Regions from separate parts of the Mus musculus genome. Here region 1 is linked to region 2. A link is a loop called in an ENCODE intact Hi-C map of the cell type or tissue named here. Cell type or tissue: left cerebral cortex. All regions are shown on one strand.

Region 1 (2,500 bases), 630 kb after region 2:
TTGTGGTTAGTTGGTTTTGGTATTGCAGATTCCATTCCAGAGCCTTGAGCTACTATGTGTGGGACTGAGCCACCCCTGGGTCCTTTGTTTTTATGTTCACGACTGTCTCTTAACCACCACGTTGTCCTGGTAGGCCTTGAACTCACCTTAGTCTAGAGATAGGAGGCCTTGAACCTGAGGCTCCTGCCACAGGTTCCTGAGTAGTTGGGGCAGGCCTTTGCCACCTGGCTTGGCCAGAGCCTCTGTTCTGTTCTCCTGAATTGCTTGGTAGATTGTTTGAGAGTTGGGTTGTATGTGGCAAGAGGAAGCTAGATGCTCTTAAAACAGCCCTGGTGTGGACTTTAACTCTAGAGTGGTTAAAGCTTTCCGGGGGTCATAACAAGTGGCCTGTGTCCTCTGTGAAGGAACGTGGTGTGGCCTCACAGTTGGCATCCTTTGGAACTTTTGAGATTATATATTTCCATGCTTGGGTGAGTGGCCTGCTGGGTTTGAAAGGCCTTGTAAGCTGGCCCTGTGAGTAGAGAGATGTGTGCAGACTTCCTATTCTGGTTAGGGTGGGGAAAGAGCAGCTTGGATCAGTCTGGGCTGACCTTTGAGTCAAATCCACCTTCCTCTGCCTCTACTGGGATTAAAGGCGAGCATCTCCACAACCGCCCAGCATGACAGATTTAAAAGGGGGAATTCTAGAAGAAGAAAAGGAAAGGCAGTATGTGCAAAATGCTAAAGGAGGCCAGAGATCTTGTGATCTCTGAGGTTTCCATTGCTCGGCATAACCAAGCATTAGACATTGTTTTCCTAACCTGTCTGTGTGCAAGCTTACTGGCCTCTGAAACATTTTAGCGTATTTATATATCTTTTTCCTAGGATTTTGAAAATAGTTTGTAATCTGGAGGCATTGTCTATGTCTGTGTGCCTGTGCCTCTGGCTGTATGTCATTATACCTTGCCAAAAAACTAATAGACTTTCAGTTCCTTGGCTGACCGGTCCCTTGTGGTGGATTTAATAGTTGGGAACTGAAGCTGGATCAGTGGCTCATTCCTGTATTCCCATGGCCTGGGAGGTTGAGGTGGGCGTTTGCTGGAGTTGAAGGCTGCCCGGGGCTAAGGTCTCAAAACAAAGAGGGAGGGTGGCAAAGCTGCAGTCCTTCTCTGCAGGACCCACAGCACCCTTGTGCTACTCAAAATGCTCTGAGAGTTGGGATCAAGTCTGAGGTTGGGTTTGGTGTAGGAGCCTGCAGATTAGCTGGTTAGGTCCCCCCCCCCATCATAAAATCAGAATCATCTGTACTTCTCCTTGGCTGTGCAGCACAGTGTCCTCTAGGGGGCTGTCTAGTCCCTCCCTTAGTTTTAGCTCGCTTTTCCCTCAGTATTTGTAACTATGTCTGAAAGCTTAACTGATACCAGTAAACCATCGTGAACAGGAGTGGAGTGCTCCTGTGTGCATGTGTTAGCCATTGTGGTTCAGGATTGAGAAGAGGAAGAGGTTTACTGTAGAGTAAGCGTCCTGGTTATTTCTTTCCCCTTGAAATTGGACAAGTCCACGTGTCACAGCTCACACATCCAGCACTCACCTGGTGTCACAGCTCACACACTCACCTAGTGGGTTGCACATGGTGTGACTTTTATCTCAGGCACCGAGGAAGCAAAGGCTCCAGGCCAGGGAGACTGTCTGACAGTTCAGTTAGGAAAGCTTGCTTGTGGTTTGATCGTTGGGTGGCGCCTCACACTTGCTGGTGGCTTCTTGCTTTCTTCATCTGTGTAAGGAAGCTGTGACTTTGGAGTCACACGTGCCTCGTTGTGTAGATCAGCTAGGGCTGTGCAGAGCGATCCTGTCGTGGAGTTTGAGTGGAGGCGGAGAAGCTGAGTGTTCATCCCTTCCTCCATCCCCCTTGGCCCCCTGGTGCTGAGGGGGTCGCTTTGTTTCTTATGGGAGGCACAGGAGCCACTGCAGGCCTGAAAGCTAAGAGTTGGTTTACAGTCAACCACAGAATGGACACACTGGTATTGGCAAGATGGCCCACTGCCTTTAATCTGTACTTGGTGCCAGACAGGCTGATCTACAAAGTGAGTTCTAGGCCAACCAGGGCTATACAGTGAGGCCTCTCAAACCAAAGGGATGGGGGAGAATTCTGGGAGACTGGAACATTGTCCTTTCTCGTGGTTGACAGGTGGCAGTGTTTTTTGGCGGTCTGTCTATCAAGAAGGACGAAGAGGTGCTGAAGAAGAACTGCCCACACATCGTCGTGGGGACTCCTGGCCGAATTCTAGCCCTGGCTCGAAATAAGAGCCTGAACCTCAAACACATTAAACACTTTATTTTGGACGAGTGTGACAAGATGCTTGAACAGCTCGGTGAGTGGCGGTGCCCAGGCCGCAGCTCAGGTGGTTTGGGGAGCAGCCCTTTGAGCCAAATGATGTATGTTTGACATAGGAGCACTTGTGTGCAAGGACGACCCTTATCTATCACCCATGACTGATGGCTCTGGGCCTCCTTCTCTTCC
Region 2 (2,500 bases):
AAACCCTGCCTCGAAAAACCAAAATAAATAAATAAATAAATAAATAAATAAATAAAAAAGATAGAATTTAAGATCTAGAGAACTGGTTCAGAACAGCATAGCCAGCCTGTTACACAAAGAAACCCTGCCTCGAAAAACCAAAATAAATAAATAAATAAATAAATAAATAAATAAATAAATAATAAAGATAGAATTTAAGATCTAGAGAACTGGTTCAGAACAGCATAGCCAGCCACTCCTCCAGGGGAGTTGGGCTCAATCCCAGCACTCAACATGGCGTCTCCCAACCCTTTGTAGCCCCAGTTGCAGGACATCTATGCCATCTCATGGCCTCCCTGAATATAGGCATGCGCATGATACACACACAAGCAAACCAGTCATACACATAAAATTTTAAATAAAATAATTGCCTGGTCGTGGTGTTGCACACCTTTAATCCCAGCACTCGGGAGGCGGAGAAGCAGGTGGATCTCTGAGTTCCAGGCCAGCCTGGTCTACAGAGTGAGTTCCAGGACAGCCAGGGCTACACAGAGAGAGATCCTGTTCCAAATAAATACTTTTTTAAAAAGCAAACACCTTAAGTTTGGGAGCGGGAGAGACAGGTAAGAGCAGCAGGTAAGAGCAATGGCCGCTCTCCCTAGGATGCTTTATCTGCACGCACACAAATCCACATATGCACACACGCCTACACATGACCCAGAATAAAAATCCTTAAAAAAGAAATTCAAGAACCAAGTATGGTGGCTTCTGTCTATAACCTCAGCACTGGGGAGGCAGAAGCAGGTGGATCTCAGTAAGTTCAAGGCCAGCCTGGTCTACATAACGAGAGACCATATTTCAATAAAAGGCCCGGAGACTGTGGGAGTGAGAAGAAAGCAGGCTAGGAGTGAGTCCTGGCCAGGGAAGCAAGCCCTAGCCAAACAGGGCGACAAGGTGATACAGCAGGAACAGAAGAGCTGGGTTAGCAGGTGTGGGGAGTGGGAGTGCGGGACTCCAGCTCTGGCTATAAAACTCTGGGCTCAGCGGTTAAGAGCACTGGCTGCTCTTCCAGAGGTCCTGAGTTCCATTCCCAGCAACCACATGGCGGCTCACAATCATGTGTAATGAGATCAGATGCCCTCTCTTCTGTCGTGCAGGTGACATGCAGATAGAGCACTCATAAAATAACTAAATCTTAAAGCTAATGCCCATCATCCTGTGTAAAAGTGCTCCCCCTCGTGGAGGGGAAGGGAAACGCTATGGACAGTCTGCTCTTACCAATTGCTAATGCAAGCGTAGGCAAGCCTGAGAGTCCCTGTCCCATGGGTCCTGATAAGGCCAGTGACTACCGCCCCCAAGTGAGCTAGGTAAGGGAGGGGCTAGTGAGATGGCTCAGCACCTAGTGCTCTTTCAGAGGATGCAAATTCCATTCCCATACCCACAAAGGTGGTGGGGGATGGGAGTAGTGCTCACAGCTGCAGGTAACTCCAGCTCCAGGGGATCTGACACCTTCTTCTGGCTCAGCAGGTGAAGGTGCCTGTTGCCAAACCTGACAAACTAAGTTCAACCCTACAGACCCACATAGTGGAAGGAAACAAGCCAGCCTCTGATTCTCCACGTATGTTCATATAGACATATGTACATGAGCATACTCAAAGTATATCAATATATGTAAACTGAAAACTAATAAATCCTAAAAGGGAGAGGCTTGCAACAGACCATATGCTATTTAACCATGAGCTATTACAACCATGGCGGTTTTTTTTTTTTACACATGAAATGCCATTGTGTATGTAAAAGCCACCCTTACTCTTGCACTGTTTTTATTTGGGAAGGTTGTCACTCCTTCTTCAATCCTCCTAACATCTTCCAATCCCACCTAGAATATTTTATTTGTTGTTGAGACAGAGTCTCACTTTGCAGTCCTGGCTGTCTTAGAACTCATTATGTAGACCAGGCTGACTTTGCACTCCACGATCCACCTCCTAGTGCTGAGATTAAACAAGTGTGCCACCATGGCCAGCCCAGTCTATTTTTATTTATTTATCTTTTTTTATTTTATGTGTATGGGTATTTTGCCTTCATATATGTATGTGCACCACAAGCATTAAGTGTCTCTGTGAGGCGCCATGTGGTTGCTGGGAACCAATCCTGGGTCGTCTACAAGAGCAGCCAGTGCTCTTAACCACTGAGCACCTCTTCAGCTTCTGTATTTGTTAAAAAGCAAGCACACTGGCTGTCAGGAGTTGGAGGAGGGGAATGTTTAAGGAGTGTGAAACTTCAGTTTAGTGGACAATGTTTTCCAGAGGGATAAAGGTTAACTTACACAAGTGTTAATGAAGCTAATGCCACAAAACTAAACCTTTAAAAACCATAATTTCTAAGGTTGGGTATGCAGTTGGGCTGGCAGAGTGACTGCCAAGCATGCACTGGGTTCTGGGTCCTATGCCCAGCATTATATAAACTTGACATGGTAATAAATATCTACATCTGTAGCTGTACAACAAACTTGAAGCCATCC

What was found. Peaks named below come from ENCODE experiments on the same cell type or tissue, not always from the same donor. Only the 100,000 strongest peaks of a DNase experiment are listed, where the experiment ranks them.
Region 1: a loop joins it to region 2, with 2.7 times the contacts of the local background. A loop is called at or near these places in 1 of 42 quality-filtered maps.

Annotation. Positions count from the first base shown.
Region 1 is chr17:35,244,770-35,247,269 of GRCm38, forward strand. It overlaps Ddx39b (DEAD box helicase 39b), which reads left to right. Exons shown (of 11, transcript NM_019693.3): 5 at 2,168-2,351. It overlaps Gm25128 (a small nucleolar RNA gene), which reads left to right and starts at 2,406; the gene lies at 2,406-2,481. In left cerebral cortex, a CTCF peak has its summit at 1,335 (motif pointing right); a DNase peak (open chromatin) is centred at 1,301.
Region 2 is chr17:34,617,960-34,620,459 of GRCm38, forward strand. The region is part of intron 7 of Ppt2 (palmitoyl-protein thioesterase 2); the gene reads right to left. Among named protein-coding and RNA genes, the nearest start is that of Egfl8, 3.2 kb to the left of the region's middle. In left cerebral cortex, a CTCF peak has its summit at 1,223 (motif pointing left); DNase peaks (open chromatin) are centred at 675 and 1,218; H3K27ac peaks cover 235 bases.